2 separate regions of the Homo sapiens genome follow, and region 1 is linked to region 2. The links are chromatin loops, found by intact Hi-C in ENCODE. Cell type or tissue: thyroid gland. All regions are shown on one strand. Links, peaks and the distances in the headings refer to the core of each region. The heading gives the core; the rest is flanking DNA.

Evidence for each region. A loop is a pair of places that touch in the nucleus more often than their neighbours do. Peaks named below come from ENCODE experiments on the same cell type or tissue, not always from the same donor. Only the 100,000 strongest peaks of a DNase experiment are listed, where the experiment ranks them.
Region 1: a loop joins it to region 2, with 2.7 times the contacts of the local background. A loop is called at or near these places in 10 of 110 quality-filtered maps.

The regions. Positions count from the first base shown.
Region 1 is chr6:134,263,330-134,273,037 of GRCh38, forward strand. The region is part of intron 1 of SGK1 (serum/glucocorticoid regulated kinase 1); the gene reads right to left. Among named protein-coding and RNA genes, the nearest start is that of SGK1, 50 kb to the right of the region's middle. In thyroid gland, for the core only: no CTCF peak of the experiment used is centred there; DNase peaks (open chromatin) are centred at 4,792, 5,872 and 6,202; H3K27ac peaks cover 4,742 bases.
Region 2 is chr6:134,177,709-134,187,416 of GRCh38, forward strand. The region is part of intron 3 of SGK1 (serum/glucocorticoid regulated kinase 1); the gene reads right to left. Among named protein-coding and RNA genes, the nearest start is that of SLC2A12, 130 kb to the left of the region's middle. In thyroid gland, for the core only: a CTCF peak has its summit at 947; a DNase peak (open chromatin) is centred at 4,223; H3K4me3 peaks cover 430 bases; H3K27ac peaks cover 2,145 bases.

The DNA.
Region 1 (9,708 bases), core at 1,651-9,650, 86 kb after region 2:
GGGCTCAAGCAATCCTCTCACCTCAGCCTCTGGAGTAGCTGAGACCACAGGCTCGCACCATCACACTACTAATTTTTTTTTTTTTTTGTAGAGATGAGGTCTCACTAAGTTGCGCAGGCTGGTATCAAACTCCTGGGCTCAAGTGATCCTCCCGCCTCCCAAAGTGTTGGGATTACAGGCATGAGCCACTGAATCCGGCCCATATATACTACTGCACAACTTTGATTATAAAAGAAATTGCTTCTGGCTAAGAAATTAGCTCAAGTTTGTTTTTAAAGTTCTAAAACTCACCACTTGTCTTGCTTGCTTGTAAAATCCCTATAAGATACAGAAAGAAGTATAAAGCTATTCTAATATTAACAGGCATGGTATTTATACAGCATTTCAAAAATCAAGGCACTTTTTAAAGTGTTTGATGTGTATAGTTTTTAATCCTCAGAACAGGCAGGGTGAGGTGGCTCACACCTGTAATCCCAGCACTTTAAACTTTGGGAGGCTAAGGCAGGCAGGTCACTTGAGGCCAGGATTTTGGGACCAGCCTAGCCAACATAGCAAAACCCCATCTCTACAAAAGAAAATAAATAAGTAAATGAAGAATAAAAAATTAATTAATTAGTCCTCAGAAAAGTTTTATAAGAAAGGTACTATTTTCAATCCCATTATACAGATGGAAAAACAAACGCATAGAGATGTGAAGCAAATTTCCCCAGGGCACAGTGTTGTTATGGAGTAAAGGCGGGATCCAGGCACCTTGAATCCAGAGTTTATAAACATGCAATTTTCTTTTCTTTCTTTTTTTTTTTTTTTGAGACAGAGTCTCGCTCTGTTGCCCCTGGCTGGAGTACAGTGGCGCGATCTCAGCTCACTGCAAGCTCTGCCTCCTGGGTTCACGCCATTCTCCTGCCTCAGCCTCCCGAGTAGCTGGGACTACAGGCACCTGCCACCATGCCTGGCTAATTTTTTGTATTTTTAGTAGAGACCGGGTTTCATCGTGTTAGCCAGGATGGTCTCGATCTCCTGACCTCATGATCCGCCCACCTTGGCCTCCCATAGTGCTGGTATTACAGGCTTGAGCCACTGCGCCTGGCCATGAGCATGCAATTTTCTAAGAAGCACTGAAGTGTTGTTAAGACTTATGGTCACTGGTGCTTGAAATTTATTTTGATTTACTATTTCACTTTCATGCTCTTCAAAACTCCTGAGGATTCTTTTATATTCAACCAATTAGTGAAATTAGCCTATAGCAAAAGGACAAAGAAGTAAAATCACAGTACTGAATTTTAGTTAGTGATGCTACAATTATTATTATTATTATTTTTGTTGTTGTTGTTGTTAAAGGGTCTTGTTTTGTTCCCCAGATTGGAGTGCATTGGCACGATGACAGCTCACTGCAGCCTTAACCTCCTAGGCTCAAGCGATCCTCCCACCTCAGCCCTCCCAAGTAGCTGGGACTACAGGCGTGCACCACCATGACTGGCTAATTATTTTTAAATTGTTTTGTAGAGACAGGGTCTTGCTATATTGCCCAGACTGGTCTTAAACTCCTGGCCTTAGGCGATCCTCCCACTTTGGCTTCCCAAAGTGTTGGGATTACAAGTGTGAGCCACCATGCCCAGCCTGCAATTAACTTTTTAAAAAACACTGAGGATAAACTAAAATTGCAATAGCAATAATGTTTAAGCAATTTATTATATTACTTGATAGAATATTTTGCTATCACTAAAATTAAGTATTATGAAGACTGTGAAAATATGAAAAATATTTAGAACATAATTATATGAGAAAAGCCAAATACAAAACTGTTTAATTGCTATAATCACAAATGTAAAAACATATGTACTAACTATAGGCCGGGTGCAGTGGCTCACGCCTGTAATCCCAGCACTTTGGGAGGTCGAGGCAGGCAGATCACCTGAGCCCAGGAGTTCAAGACCAGCCTGGTCAACATGACAAAACCCCATCTCTACAAAAAACACAAAAATTAGCTGGGTGTAGTGTTGGGCACCTGTAATCCCAGCTACTCAGGAGGCTGAGGCAGGAGAATCGCTTGACCCCTGGAGGTGGAGGTTGTGGTGAACCAAGATCATGCCATTGCACTCCAGCCTGGGCAACAAGAGTGAAAACTCTGTCTCAAAAAACAAACAAACAAACAAACAAAAAAAATATATATATACACATATATATTTTATATATACATATATATTTTATATACACATATATATTTTATATATATACATATATATTTATACATATACATATATACATATACATATATATTTTATATATATACATATATATATATACATATATATATACACAGAAACACTATAGACATAAAGTAGGAGAGTTAAGAGGCAAAATAGAAACTGCTGTGTTTATTGTTAGTATCATGGGTGTTTTATCTGTTTTTACAACTCTTCGTACTTTAACTTTTAAAAGAATAATATTTTATCAGAATCATAAATGTATATATATATATACATTTCTTTAAAAAATAGAGTCTCACCATGTTGGTCAAGCCAAGCTGGTTAGAACTCCTGGGCTCAAGTGTTCCCCTCCCAGCTCAGCCTCCCAAAATGCTGGGATTACAGGCGTGAGCTACCACATCCAGCCACAAGTGTCTTTTAATTGCTTTATTTATTTATTTCTTTATTCATTTATTTATATTTATTAAGATGGAGTCTCTGATTGTCACCCAGGCTGGAGTGCAGTGGCGCGATCTCAGCTCACTGCAGCCTCCTCCTCCCTGGTTCAAGTGATTCTCCTCCCTCAGCCTCCTGAGTGGCTGGAATTACAGGCACCGTGCCCCCACGCCCAGCTAATTTTTGTATTTTTAGTAGAGACGGGGTTTTGCTATGTTGGCCAGGCCGGTCTTGAACTCCTGATCTCGGGTGATCCACCCACCTCAGCCTCCCAAAGGGCTGGTAATACAGGCGTGAGCAACTGCACCTGGCCTATATGTACTCTTTTCAATAGCCATTTAAAATATCTTTGTGAGGCCGGTTGTGGTGGCTCACACCTGTAATCCCAGCACTTTGGGTTTGGGAGGCTGAGGCGTGTGGATCACCTGATCTCAGGAGTTCAAGACCAGCCTGACCAACATGGTGAAACCCTGACTCTCCTAAAAATACAAAAATTAGCTGGGCGTGGTGGTGCACACCCGTAACCCCAGCTGCTCCAGAGGCTGAAGCAGAAGAACGGCTTGAACCTCGGAGGCAGAGGTTGCAGTGAGCCTGAGATCATGGCACTGCATTCCAGCCTGGGTGAAAGAAGGAGACTCTGTCTCAAAAAAAATAAAATATCTTTTTGAGTTTACTATCCTAAAGTTAAAATTTTGGGTTTCCTTAAATATTTCTGTCACTATAGGGCCCCTTAAGCATGTTAGTAGGTATATTAAGAATGTTTCGCTGATTCATTAATGGAAGTCTAAATGAAACTTTAAAAGTTTGAGACTCCAATAGAATGTATCTTCTTAATGTTAGTACTAAATGTGTTTTTGATCAGTCTAAAAAGTGTTCAATTTCATTAGAGATGGATAATGTTTTTTATTATTCTTATTCAGATAGTTTTGGGCTTGAAGTCTGGTAACTGTTCTTGCTTTGTCTCCAACGTTGTAGTTTAAAATCAATCTTTTTACTCTGGCTTACTTTCAATGTCTCTTTTGCCAAGTAGATTTAACTTTAGGGTTACTGTGAACAGGATTTAAACAGATGATAAATCTATTCAAATATATTTGTAAGTTGTATGCCTGGACTAAGAATCTTTGTATCTTGAAATGTATATCTCCCCTGACTCCCTGAACACCCGCACTCTAGAGCTTGAGTTATGGCCAACAAAATAAAATTTTTTTTAAATATTCTTTTTTCATGTTATTTTTATTTCTTTTTGTTTTTTATTTTTATATTTTCTTTTTCTTTTTTTTAATATGTTACAGTCTGAATATGTTCATAGTGACTTTTCTGTTTGTTTGGTTGGTTTTTTTTACAGAGATACAGTCTCACTCTATTCCCTTTGTTGGAGGGCTGTGGCACGATCATAGCTCACTTCAACCAAGAGCTCCTAGGCTCAAGCTATCCTCTCGCCTCAGCCTCCCAGTTACCTGGGACTACAGATGCGCGCCACCACGTTCGGCTATTTATTTTTTGGAGAGACGGTGTCTCATTATGTTGCCCAGGCTGGTCTTGAACTCCTGGTCTCAAGTGATCCTCCTGCCTTGGCATCCCAAAGCTCTGGGATTACAGACATGAGCCATTACACCTGGCCAGAATAAAATTATTAAAGGGACATACTATTTATTTAATAAAATAAGTAAACTATAAGTAAGAAGGAAAATAAAGCATATGAATGATCAGGATCATTGCGGGTGGAGGGCTCAATTTTAAACAGTATGAGCCAGGATACTATCGGATACTCCCTCTCTGTCCACACAGAATGTAGCAAGGGATATGGAGAAATACTCCCTTTCTCCAGAAGCATCAGAGAAAAAGTGTTACTTACAAAAATGAATCCAGCAACACATTTCTAACCGGACTGTTGCTGAATTTTACTGCATGCTTTGTCTTAAAAAGGTTTTGTCTCCATTGGCTTAGTCCTTATACTGGCTTCAACGTGTCCCTTCTTTATGACTCCTTGACACTTTTCACCAGCTTTGAAGCCTCACAAGTGATTTTTACAGGCCCAATTAAGGACAGAGTTTACGATGTTTGCTTGCTCTTGAGAGAGTGGCTGGACCGACCCAGTGAATGCACAGGAGTTAGGCAAGGTGCCCTTCAAAACTGCTGAGTAGAGAAATCCTCCCACGGCCCCTCGGGGAATTCAAGCTACAACTGGCCCATTGTGTTTCCTCAGGCTGCGGATTGCTTTACTGGAGGGAGTAGCTGACTGTGAGTGGCTTTGGGAGCCCTTCATAACAATGGCTGGAGGAGAGCTGCAGCAGCTGTGTGTGCGAGAAACACGAATGCCCGGATGCCAGCGGCAGCCTGGGCTCCTGGGCCTCCTGGGCCACCTGGGCCCTAGTTTTATTCAGAGCTACACAACTGTTTGTGAAGCGCATTGTAAACAAACATAGACGGGGTGAGACATCCTCTTTATCCTGAATAAATCAAGAATTCCCAGGCCGGGCGCTGTGGCTCATGCCTGTAATCCCAGTACTTTGGGAGGAGGCGGGCGGATCACGAGGTCAGTAGATCGAGACCATCCTGGCTAACACGGTGAAACCCCGTCTCTACTAAAAATACAAAAAAAATTGCCGGGCGTAGTGGAGGGTGCCTGTAGTCCCAGCTACTCGGGAGGCTGAGGCAGGAGAATGGCGTGAACCCGGGAGGCGGAGCTTGCAGTGAGCTGAGATCGCGCCACTGCACTCCAGCCTGGGCGACAGAGCGAGACTCTGTCTCAAAAAAAAAAAAAAAAAAAATTCCCTCACTTGGGGTTTATAGGAGACTGTTCTCCAAACCACACCAGACTTTTAGAAGCAACTACCTCTACAGATACCGGGGTGAACCAGTAAGGCCCTTCATTTAACTAGACAGAAACTGAGTGAACAGTGGGTAAACAAAATATTCAACCAAATTCTTTGCTAAATCCAGTCCACCTTGGTTTTATTAATGTCTTTACTTGGAAAAAAAAAAAAAAAAAGCCATCCAAAAGCAATCCCTCAGTCTAGAAAATTGCCAGATGTGATTAAAGAGATTGGCTGGCTTCTAGGGATTTTCCACTTGTGGTTTTTTCCTATTATCTAAGAGCAAACAGATATTACTATTAATTTAAAATAGTTTAGCTGATAATGATATCAACCGATACAGGAAAATTATAGAGAGTTTAGGTACTTAGGTGTGAACTCAGGTGGCAACACCTACTCTCATTGGCCCCCGTCCTTTTAGGGGGAAGAGCTGACTCTCTTAAAAAGCCAAGAGAGCTTGAAGTTGCCTTCTGTAATTTCCAAACAGGCATTTTTTTTTTTTAATTATAGAGAACTGACTTTGCTTACTTGACGCCTCAATAACTTTCAATTTCGAGAGAGTCAGCCCAGTTTTCTAGTGAAATTACTTGGATAGGTCAATAGATTATAAAAAGGGAGGCCAGGTGAGGTGGAGGCCGAGGCAGGTGGATCATTTGAGGCCAGGTGTTAAAGACCAGGCTGGCCAACATGGTGAAACCCCGTTTCTACTGAAAACACAAAAATTAGCCACCATGGTGGCGTCCACCTGTAATCCCAGCTACTAGGGAGGCTGAGGCAGGAGAATCCCTTGAACCCAGGAGCCGGAGGTGGCAGTGAGCCAAGATCGTGCCACTGCACTCCAGCCTGGATGAAAGAGTGAGACTCTGTCTCAAAAAAAAAAAAAAAGAGAGAGAGAAAGTAAGAGACCTGCATGCCTATGCCTCTCCCAGAGGGTGCATGCTAGCAGGTTAGTTACGGCATGAGTGTAATTTAGGAGAAGGCTCCTGGAAGCAAATTCATCTCACACTGATACTGGAGCCTGAAGCTGCTTCATAGCATGTCTCCTAAAATATAACAGTGCTGTAATATTCAGTAATATTAATCAGATATCTTCACCCCAGCTATATGTCATCATCATGTATCTGTCTTTTCTCTCTCTCTTTTTTTTTTTTGAGACGGAGTTGTACTTTTGTTGACCAGGCTGGAGCGCAATGGCGCGATCTCAGCTCACTGCAACCTCCGCCTCCCGGGTTCAAGCAATTCTCCTGCTTCAGCCTCCCGAGTAGCTGGGATTACAGACGTGTGTCACCACATCCAGCTAGTTTTGTATTTTTAGTAGAGACAGGGTTTCTCCATGTTCGTCAGGCTGATCTCGAACTCCTGACCTCAGGTGATCCATCCACCTTGGCCTCCCAATCCCAAGCCTGTTGGGATTACAGGCGTGAGCCACCGCACCAGGCCTATTACTGTCTTTTCTCTAGTGTTTGTAGTGTTTATTGCTTGTATAAAACAACAGGACTTTTATGCTAACTGGTCTTGATATTAAGCCTATGTCACCTTTCCAACTGGATCATAAGCATGAGAATAGCTTCTTAGGCCTTAGGAAAAAAAAAAATTCCAGAGGCTAGTGTATGGGCTTACAAACAAACTAGGTAATAAAAATAGGAATCTCTTGATTGCTTTTAATATTTACTTATAGATCTCAACAAGTTTTGCTAACATCCTCCATCAAGGTAATACAGATTTTCTATTTAAATATTTCTCTTTAACACGCAAGACCTATCCTGGAGCAGGCACCCTGAGAAGATGGAGTGACTTTTAGAATTCCCTGACCTTCTATGCTGTTGTCCTTGGGATCTCCCAGTCCTTTCCTCTCACCTTGACCTAGTTGCATCCTCTTCTAGATTCTCAGGGGCCAACCTGTGTCTCCAGGCCTAGTCCGGAGGATGGAGTGGTGGGGAGGACTCTGGGGAAGTGGGAAAACGGAGACGCAATGCGTCCATGTACCCTATTTAATGTTGCTGCTCACAGCAGGCAGCACCCCAGCTCCGTCTCTTCAGAGGACAGTGCTTGCCTGTTCTTCTAGCTCAGTAAGTATAAAGTCTCCCTCCTCATCCTCCCCATTGAGGAATCCACCCCACCCTGTCCCACCCCACCCCACCCTACACTGCCAAGTGTTAAATAGATAAAGTGCAGGAATTCATCAACGTACGTTTTTCTTTGGAAATACAGGTGAAGTTTTTCTCATTTCTTTAAATTGTGGGACTCTGCCAGGTGCGGTGGCTCATGCCTGTCGTCCCAGTGCTTTGGGAGGCCGAGGCAGGCAGATCACCTAAGGTCAGGAGTTTGAGACCAGTCTGGCCAACATATAGTGAAACTCCATCTCTACTAAAAATACAAAAATTAGTCGGGCGCGGGGGCACATGCCTGTAATTCCAGCTACTTGGGAGACTGAGGCAGGAGAATCACTTGAACCTAGGTGGCGGAGGTTGCAGTGAGCCGAGATTGCACCACTAGACTCCAGTCTGCAGAGTGAAACTGTCTCAAAAAAAAAAAAAAATTGTGGGACTCATTCTTTTCGTTTGAATTTGTCTTTCCTCGATATGTACTTTTTTTAGATATAAAAAATTGTTTTAAAAAGAGAAAGTAGGAAAATTATTTTAGGTACTATCTCTACGGGACAGTGTATGTTATTTGCTTTTGGAAATTAAGGCTCAGGGAAAATAGAAATGCTGGTGTAATCAGTGGAGAAGAACCTGGCTATCCTGTCCGTCAAAATCCACTGAGCTTTGGAAACAACTTCCTCCCCTCTTTCCTCCAAGAAATCCCCTTTTCCAGTGTTTTTTTTGTTTGTTTATTTTAGGTTCAAGGGTACATGTGAAGGTTTGTTACACAGGTAAGCTCATGACACCGGGATTTGTTGTACAGATTATTTCATCACCCAGGAATTAAGCCTAGTACCCAATAGTTATCTTTTGTGCTCTTCTCCCTCCTCCCACTCTTCACCCTCCAGTAGACCCCAGTATCTGTTGTTTCCTTCTTTGTATTCATGTAAGTTCTCATTCCAGTGTTTTTCTGTTTGTTTGTTTTTTTGAGATGGAGTCTTGCTCTGTTGCCTAGGCTGGAGTGCAGTGATGCGATCTTGGCTCACTGCAACCTCCACCTCCCAGGTTCAAGCAATTCTCCTGCCTCAGCCTCCCGAGTAACTAGGACTACAGGCACACACCACCACACCCAGCTGAGTTTTGTATTTTTAGTAGAGACAGGGTTTCACCATGTTGACCAGGCTGGTCTCGAACTCCTGACCTCAGGCAATCTGCCTGCCTCGACCTCCCAAAGTGCTGGGATTACAGGCATGAGCCACCGTGCCCAGCCTTTTTTTTTTTTTTCTTGAGACGGACTCTTGCTCTGTTGCCCAGGCTGGAGTGCAGTAGTATGATCTCAGCTCACCGCAACCTCCCGTTCCTGGGTTCAAGGAATTCTCCTGCCTCAGTCTCCTGAGTAACTGGGATCACAAGTGTGCACCACCATGACCAGCTAATTTTTTTTTTTTTTTTTTGTATTTTTAGTAGAGATGGGGTTTCACCATGTTGACCAGGCTGGTCTCAAACTTCTGACCTCAGGTTATCTGCCCACCTTGGCCTCCCAGAGTGCTGGGATTACAGGCGTGAGCCACTGCGCCTGGCCTCATTCCAGTGTTGTTGTTGTTTTTTTAACTGTCTCTCTCTCTCTAGGCTACTGTCTCTCAGCATATTAAACACCTTGTTCTTGCAATATCTCTAAAAGCTAGCGAACAGACTGCAAGCAAAACATCCTCTTTACACCCACAAACTCTTCCTTTTTCCCGCAGCCACCTTTCACCACCACCCAACTCTTCTCTCTTAGCCGAGCTTCATGAAAAAATAATCTCCATTTCCTCATCTCACATTTTCTCCTCAACCCATTTGCTCATTAAATGGCAATTTGTTCATTAAATGGTATTTATGGATTGCTTAATATTTGCAAGGACTAAAGCGAAGAACATAATAACAAAAGTCTCATTTCATAAAATGAAGCTTGCACAAAGATGCCAATAAACCTCATTGTCAAATCCAATAGACATTTCTCTGTGCTTACTTCATTTGCATATACTCTGCAGCATTTAAAAGCTTTCACAAAGGTTCAACAACTATTTGCCTGGCATTATGTGGTTGGGACAGAAAGAAATTTAATGTTGACCATCGAAAGAGGATGCTTGCATTTCAGAGGGGCTGATACATGAGACTGCGGTT
Region 2 (9,708 bases), core at 947-8,946:
CCAAGGATATGCAGGTTGGGGATTACTTCTGGAGGCTGGAGGTAGAGCCCAGTTATGGCTGGAATAAGCCTCCCTGCTACATGCCTCTGATAAGCTGGAACTCTGAGATGACATGAGAGCACGAGCCAGAGACGGCTATCCCTGTTCTGTTATGAACCCCACTTTATATCAAGGCAATTTAAGTACAGGAAGGGAGCAAGCTGCAAAGTTCAACACTGGGCCATTTATTCTCCCCATTGCGACATCACTCAGAAAATTACAGTCATCAGTGTCCTAGCTTTATTACACCCCCAGCACGCACACAAGAAATGTAACTTAACTGATTATCCTCACAAATCAGTCCGGAAAAAATTCAAAACACATGCACAGGATTTATTTTCTCAGAGGCTCTGTGGCATGCATTCCGGGAGGAACGTGGCATTCAGGTCGGAGGGTTCTACGCGGAATAGAGAATAGATGCAACCGTATGATTTGTGGTTGGAAAAGAAAGGGAACGTCTGATGTGCTCCTTCCTCCCCTACCCTAATGTTCAGCACTTGGAGACGGATGGTCGGCTAAACTTATCATTTAACCGAGAGAATCAAGTTGTTGAGACTGGCTTTTCTTCCAACCGGATACGTGATGGGTGGAGCAGGCGCCCCCTGTTCTGTCCCAGCAACCTACTAAGACTTCCGAACAGGAAGGTGACACACGGCGGAGGGGTGCTTGAGGGGAGGGGGAGACGGGGGAGCTGTGTGTGACGCGCGCCTGTTAACACTGCACAGGCATTAGGTTGCCCTGTAGCTGCTATTCAAACTCTTGATCTGTTCTTCCTTCCTGTCGCCAGCCTCTTTCTTTGGTCCAGATAGTCCTCCTACTGGGAGGAATCCGGCCCCTTTCCTCATACTCCCTGGTGGCGAAGTGGTCCGAGTAGCCTCCCGAACTGTTTGTAAATGCAACCTAGAGGGCGATCGAGTTCTCTGGGAGAACTTGCTCCATATACGCGTATACGCGGCTTCCCCCACTTGTCTCCTGAGGTTCTATTGGTCCAGGGAATTTCTCTACAACACCTTGTGCAGTCATAGAAAATATAGACGGCTTGATAGGAGATAGGCTAATTACCTCCCCACTCCTCCAAGCGAATTGTCTCACATTTATGTCTCGGTGCTGGGAAAACTGCAGTCAAAACCCTCAAGTAGGAATGACTGACCAGGATGAAAAGTTTGCACTGAAACTAAACGTTTCCCAGTGCATGTGCATTTTAATGCTTCAGAAAAAATTTTTTCACTCTTCTATTTTATTTTTTTATTTCTTTATTTGTCACTCTATAGTCTGATGGACTATAAATGCTAAAACCTGAGAGCTTCACAAAGATATGACTTTTTCCATTTAATTTTAAAAGGCTTATAAATTATTGATATTTCTCAACATATTAGAGAAAATATTTTGAAAAATATTTTTTATAAGGACTTAACCATATTCACTCTTAAGACACTTCTTAAATGTATCAGCTGTAATTGTCATGATTCCCCGGGTATGTTATCTTCCATTGATAACAAGGCAATATAATTGTTTCATATTGTTCAAAGTACCATCAATTTTAGAACAATCCTATGAAGAGTTTAAGTTCCCATACTTTTTGATTCATTGTTTGATGCTCACAGAAACCTTTCCCTGGAACACCCTCAAAAAAGCTCATAGAAATACCAGAAAACATAATTATTATAATTATAGAAAACATAATTATTACTCTAGAGAGAAACTGAATGGATCAGTTTTTGTTGAAGGTTGTCAGCAAAGGCATGTCTTTTTTTTTTTTTTTTTTTACAGAAAATGATGATGACAAATGAGTTTATTCATTATAGCTATTATAGACAAGTCACTGGCAATGGTGGTTATTTAAATGTCTATTTATAGACACAGGTTGTATAGTAATTATTACCTTCCATATTCATAATTGTCAAATTTGACATGCAAAAAGATGTGATACAGTAGATAACTAAGAGAACACTATCTCTAATCATAGTGTTAAAAGTTATTAAAACCCACAAAACTAATTATTTCATTTATCGCAGGGTTTATATTTTTTCCAAGACAGAGGTGATAATATTCTACACCCATTCCTTCTAAAAAGTGAGCCCATAGGAAAATTGACGGGAGGGTAGGAACAAGATTTGGTAGTAAATTTTTTATGTCATTCAGGGGATAAATTAAAGAGAAGCCAGTGGGAATACTTGACATGGGAGGAATGAGAAGCTTTTTTTGTTTGTTTGTTTTTGTTTTTGACATAGAGTTTCACTCTGTTGTCCAGGCTAGAGTACAGTGGTACAGTCACAGCTCACTGCAGCCTCAACCTCCTGGGTTCAAGTAATCCTCCCACCTCGGACTCCTGAGTAGCTGGGACCACAGGCACATGCCACCATGCCTGGTTAATGTTTTTATCTTTTGTAGACACATGGTCTCACTGTGTTGCCCAGGCTGGTCTCAAACTCCTGGGCTCAAATGATCCTCCTGCCTCAGCTTCCCAAAGTGCTGGGATTATAAGTATAAGCCACTGCGCCTCACCTGAGGAATGAGAATCTACATAGCAAGAAACAAACAGATCTTTCTCAGGCTGAAAACTTACCCATCTCCATCTTGGCAATGTTGTCAATGTCTGATTTAGTATAATCCAATCAATGATTAAAAAAACAAAACATCAGCTAGAATGCAATATGATAGGTAAGGAATTGTATGTATGTGACAACTTTATTTTTGGTTCTCAGGATTGACCTGGAAAATGGTGTCCACAGAACTTTACATAAGATTATGAAAAATGATACATTGGTCTGGACAGAAGAGTAAATTGGAAAAATTTGTAAGTCAATATTTAATACTATTGGTAAACTCAAGAGGACTGTGGTGGCCAGGTGCAGGGGCTCACACCTCTAATCCCAGCACTTTGGGAGGTTGAAGCAGGAGGATCACTTGAGCTCAGGAGTTTGAGACCAGCCTGGGCAACATAGTGAGACCCTGTCTCTACAAAAAATACAAAAATTATCCATACATGGTGGCACGCCTGTAGTCCCAGCTACATGGGAGGCTAAGGTGGGAGAATCGCTTGAGCCCAGGGTGTTGGAGGTTTCAGTGAGCCAAGATCTTGCCACTGCACTCTCGCCGGGGCAACAAAGTGAGATCCTATCTCAAAAAAAAAAAAAAAAGGACTCTGGCCTTATATTTTTGGCATGCCTTTACTGTTAGGCATTTGCATTTTAAAAGGCCACTTGTCAACTCAAAAAATTTAATTTGCAATGATAAAATGTCAAGCATTCAAACAAGAAACAGGTCTGAGAGCTTTGGGGTGAGAGGCCTCCCGCAATATCTGGCCTGGTCGGCCTCCTCTCCATTCTCTCCAAGGTAAAACTACGTGGGCATCTACTTCCCCCACAAGTCCAGCAGCCAGAATCCTTCCTAAGACACACATATTAAAGGTGTAACTGACACGAAGGCAATATAAAGGGCTCTCTTTCACCCCCACTTTATTTACAAAGGGCCAATAGTAAATAAGGAGTCTGGATTTCTGGTGGACATCTTTTGTCAAACTAAAGTGAAACCTGAAAGCTTTGATTTGCTCAGTATAAATCTCTCTCCAAGTCTCTCCCGTTTGTTTTCTTTCTTTCTTTTTCTTTTTTTGAGACGGAGGAGTCTTACTCTGTCGCCCAGACTGGAGTGCAGTGGCGTGATCTCAGCTCACTGCACCCTCTGCTTCCCTGGTTCAAGCAATTCTCCCGCCTCAGCCTCCTGAGTAGCTGGGATTACAGGCACGTGCCACTACTCCCAGTTAATTTGAGTACTTTTAGTAGAGATGGGGATTCACCATGTTGATCAGACTGGTCTCGGATTCCTGACCTCAAGTGATCCACCTGCCTCAGCCTCCCAAAGTGCTGGGATTACAGGCATAAGCCACCATGCCCGGCCCAAGTCTCTCCCATTTCTGAGCCTATAATCAATCTAGAAGGAGGCAACAGAAGCTCGGGCCACCCCTAAGGACTTAAGGACTGTTTCCTGTAAACTCTGTGTGCCAGTTGTAACAACAAAAGATACATGTAATAGTAACCAGCAATGGAAAAACCAGTTATGGGGATGTCAGTCTAGTTGGCGACAACTGAGGCTTGCTACCTGTGAGTTTTTTTTGTTTTGTTTTGTTTTGATATGGAGTCTCACTTCATCACCCAGGCTGAAGTGCAGTGGCGCAATCTTGGCTTACTGCAACCTCCGCCTCCCAGGTTCAAGTGATTCTCATGCCTCAGACTCTCAAGTAGCTGGGATTACAGGCACCTGCCACCACGCCCGACTAATTTTTGTATTTTTAGTAGAGACAGGGTTTTACCATGTTGGTCAGGCTGATCTCAAACTCCTGAGCTCAAGTGATCTGTCCTCCTCAGCCTCCCAAAGTGCTGGGATTACAAGTGTGAGCCACTGTGCCTAGCCATACCTGTGAGATTTTAGACAAGGTATTCTCTAACCCTTAATCTTGTCAGCTGTATAGCGGGGAGAGTTATACCTGCCTCATATAAGTTGTGAAAAATAATGGAAATAGGCCAGGTGTGATGGTTTATGCCTGTAATCCTAGCACTTTGGGAGGCCAAGGTGGGTGGGTCACTTGAGGTCAGGAGTTCGAAACCAGCAGGCCAACATGGTGAAACCCCGTCTCTACTAAAAATACAAAAATTAGCCAGAAATCACTTGAACCTGGAAGGCAGAGGTTGCAGTGAGCTGGGATTATGCCACTGCACTCCAGCCCGGGCAACACAGCGAGACTCCGTCTAAAAAAAAAAAAAAGGAAATAAAGAATTTAGTAAGCGCCTCTCTCATGTTGGAGTTTTAAGTAGAAAATATGATCTGTGTATATTTGCCAGCCCCACCCTACGCACATCACAAGTACAAACAACACTGTCGCACAGTGCAAAGGGTTCCAACAAATCAAAACAATACATCAAGTAATTATGGGCTGTGAGTAAGGCACTTGCACAGCATGGGCCACTTAATCTGCTGGGCCAAGGCGAGGCCTATGTGACAGGAATTCCGTGAAAGGCCTGAATGATAATCCAACCTCCCCCTCCTCCATTCAGTCTCCCTCACAGACAGTGCTCCTGAATGTGCTGTATCAAGAAACGAAATGCCATGATTACTGAATAAAGACTTGTTTACCAAGTGTTTGCAGCAAAGACTGAAGTTTAGTGTGAAAAAAGTGGAGAGCAAACCAAAACTAACTCAAGAAAGTTTTTACTTGCTCGAGGAAACAACAGAAGGCAAATATAGACCTATTGAGAGGGTGGAGTCATTGAAAGAAGATCAGAGGCCAGTCATACTTATCGTGCTTTTTCTAGGTCAATAAGCTTATCCTGCAGGAATGAGAAGAGGAACAAGATCCAGCTGAACCTAGCCTCTGTTAGTTTTAATCATTCAGATCTCTGTGGTGCACCTCTTTCATTTACTGATTTATTGTATTGATATAAGTTGATGAACATATTTTGGGGTAACATGGTATTTTGAAACATGTATACAATGTGTAATGATGAAATTAGGATAATTGGGATATCCGTCATCTCAAACATTTATTTTTTCTTTGTGTTGAGAACATGCTAATTCTTCCCTTTTAACTGTTTGGCAATATACAATAACTTATTGTTAACTCTGATTTCCCTACTGCCATATCGAATGCTAGAACTTATTCCATCTATCTAGCTGTACTTTGTACCCATTAATGTGAATGGGTTCTTGACAGGCACTGTCTTAAGCCCTGAATCTAACAAGGATGTCATGATGGGCAGCGTTGCTGTACTCAGGGAGGGTGTGGTCTATATTTTGTAAAATGGAACTGCACGTTCCCAAAAGCAAAGGTGAGCTTATAGACATTTCTGATTTTCCTCAGGCCCCGCTATGCCTTAATGTCATTAAAGTACAGCCTTGGGCACGTTTGATCATTTAGATTATCTAGTTTTTCAAGTGAGGAATGTGCTGGAAAGTCTTCTGCAGCTCTGATTTTGTACAGTTCTATGATGTCTGGGAAAAAAAATAAACCCAGAAGGAACTTCTGGAGGCCCAGAACTACTCTCCTGGCATGGTTTCCTATAATAATGTCCCACACCCAGCTGATCCTTTAGAAGAACCTGTCCCCACCCCACCCCCACCCCCCACCCCCGGCATTGGATCCTTCGGTCAGGAATTTGTGTGCTTAGTTATTTAAATCTCAGGTGTTTCTCTGGACCTTGAGTTCCCTGAAGGCCAGGCAGCACAATTTGTGTCTCTCACCTGCCTAACATTCTCTAATCAGGTCGCTGCCTGCCCCTCTGACCTCTCCTCCTACCTTCTCCCTCCCTCCAGGTTTGTACCACTGTGGTGCTCTCTGTTCCCTTTGCAGGCCAAGCTAGTGTCTGCCCGAGGGACTTTGTCTTTGCTGTGCCCTTCACCTGGAATGCTTTCCTCCTCAGGCTCACATGGCTGGCTCCTTCTTGTCATTCGGATCTCCCAGTAAATATCACTTACAGGCCGGGAGCAGTAGCTCACGCCTGTAATATCAGAACTTTGGGAGGCTGAGGCGGGCAGATCACGAGGTCAGGAGATCAAGACCATTCTGGCCAACATGGTGAAACCCCGTCCCTACTTAAAAAAAATATATACAAAAATTAGCTGGGCGTGGTGGTGCGCGCCTGTAGTCCCAGCTACTTGGGAGGCTGAGGCAGGAGAGTTGCTTGAACGCAGGAGGCAGAGGCCGCAGTGAGCCGAGATCACATCACTGCACTCCAGCCTGGGTGACAGAGTGAGACTCCATCTCAAAAAAAAAAAAAAAAAAAAAAAAATCACAGTGACGCAGTGGACCAAAAGTAGCCAGCAGCTGACCTTTCTTTGTCATTCACTCTATTTCAATTATCTGCATATTAGTTTTATTATGTGACTTTTTCTGGGTTTATTGTTGATTTACCCAACTAGAAAGTAGTCTCTATGAGATAGGGATATCATGTTTGTTTGTTTAAGACAGGGTCTTGTTCTGTCCCGCAGTCTGGAGTGCAGGGCTGTAATCACGGCTCACCACAACCTCTGCCTCCCGGGCTCAAGCAATCTTCCCACCTCAGCCTCTCTAGTAGTTGGGACCACAGGTGTGTGCCACCATGCCTGGCTTATATTTTATATTATTTGTAGAGATGAGGTCTTGCGGTGTTAGCCAGGCTGGTCTCGAACTCCTGGGCTCCAGTGATCCGCACACCTAAGCCTCCCAAAGTGCTGGGATTATAGGCATAAGCCACCGACCCTGGCCGGAATAATTATCTATATTATTTGCCACATCATCCCTGGTGCCCAGGAGAGGGCCTAGCCCACAGGAAGTGCTTGAGAAATAAAATGCTTTCATAATGGTTTGCATTAAACCCCCTCTATGGACGATATCATATGAATTTGGCTTATAGAAAAGTATGCCATTGTAACCTGTTTTACTCTTGTCATCCAACCAACTTTCCTCAAGAACTTTAGAACTTTTCTTCCTGCCAGGGGATGACACAGTCACCTCATAGACTGTTTTCTTTCTGTCTTGCAGCCATGAAGTTCTCCATAATTTTTGTATTGCCAGAAAGCCTGAATGAACATTTAGCACAACCCCCTTCTACTTTATATCCCTTTATATCCTCCCAAAATAGCCTTCTCTACACAATGATAAGGACTTGATAAAAGGGCCCCTATTGTGCAGTCCCAGCCTGGACAAAGTAGTTTTAAAGCCATAGCAGAATGGCCATCAGGTTGTCAGAAATGACAAAAGCCACAGCACATATGCAAGTGGTACAAATGCTTAGTGCCAAGTTAAGATATGAAACTACACTTTCATATCTCTATGAGTGTGTGTGTGTGTGTGTGTGTGTGTGTGTGTGTATTAGTTTTCTGGAGAGACAAAACCAATAGGATATATCTAGAGGGAGACAGAGAAAGAGATGGAGAAAGAGAAAGAGAAGAGAGGAGATTTATTAGGGGAATTGGCTCATACAATTATGAAAGCTGAGAAATCCCATGGCAGGCTGTCTGCAAGCTGGAGACCCTGGGATGCCACTAGCATGGCTCAGTCCAAATCTGAAGAACTGAGAATCCGGGGGCTGCTGGTGTAAGTCCTAGCGTCCAAAGGCCAAAGGCTGGAGAACCTGATGTCCGAAGGCCGGAGAAGAAGCATGTATCCCAGTTCCAGGAGAGTGAGTGACCTACCCACGGTTCTATCTAGGCTCCCAAGCGATTGGACACTACCCCCCACACCCCCCTGTCCCCGCATTAGTGGGGGCGGGTCTTTTCTACTTAGTCCACCCAGACTCACACATCAGTCTCCTTTGGAGGCACCCTTAAGGCCACACCCCAAAATAATGCTTTGCCAGTTCTCTACGTATTCCTTAATCCAGTCAAGTTGACACTTAAAATTAACCATCACACGTTCTCACCTTTCAACTTGGCAGCCATTACACATCTCTTTGTATCACACTTAATCTCCAAATAAAGACAATAGCAAAGTGATAATTCTACCTAATATAATGCACCTGTTCTGTGTACAACAGAAAACATACCAGTCCCTTCCCCAGAAGAGAAGGTAAAGTCCTTGGGTGATGTTTACTCTTCTGCTGATATCCCATAACTTAAATACTATGATATAAAATTAACAATACTTAAATACTGACATAAAGTCAATAAATCTTGTAAATACTGATATAAAGTCAATAAATGTGTTACATGATAAAGACATAAGAGAAGAATGAAAACAAAGATATTAATATATGTACATAGACGCACAACATATTCTTAACAAAACAGGGAGGAAATACTCATCACAGTTGCAGTGCTTGGTTCTGTAACTGGTCACGTGATCATAGCTGGTATTTATAACTACCTTCCTTTACCACCCATTCTATATTTCCTTTACCTTCAACAAGAACCTCAGTTGATTGTGGTTCTTTATGTGGCAGGTGACCCAAACCTACATTTCTGAAGAGTCTGGGCCATTCACAGACTTACTCAGATTGAGTTGTTGTAATTTCTCATTGACCTTAATCACAGGACATGGTAATACTAAGAGACATCCTAAGGGATCTCCTGTATTTCAGACATACACTTCTGGGTTTTTTTTTTGGTTTTTTTTTTGAGACGCAGTCTCACTGTGTCGCCCAGGCTGGAGTGCATGGGTGTGATCTCGGCTTGCTGCAACCTCTGCCTCCTGGGTTCAAGCAATTCTCCTGCCTCAGCCTCCCGAGTAGCTGGGATTACAGGCACCCACCACTATGCCCGGCTAATTTTTGTATTTTAGTACAGACGGGGTTTCAGTATGTAGGTCAAGCTGGTCTCGAACTCCTAACCTCAAATGATCTGCTCGCCTCGGCCTCCCAAAGTTCTGGGATTTCAGGTGTGAGCCACCGTTCCTGGCAGACATACACTTCTTTATCTCCATTGTGGAATAGTAGTCCAATTTCTCCCTAGTATTTTGAATCAGTTACTCCAGCCAACATCATAACTCCCTTCTTAGCTTTTTGATTCAGAGGCATGAGGATCCCAAAGTGGCTGGGTGGTAGTCTTAACTTCCAGTTCAATGGAATCATTGTTGTGTCTCCGGAAGCACTCCTCCCTCTGGAACTAAGACCTCCAGGCCTGCAGATCATAAAGTCGTGGGAACAGAAAGCAAAAATGTTTCCAATGGGTCACTAGGGGGAATAGTGAGTGGTGCCACTC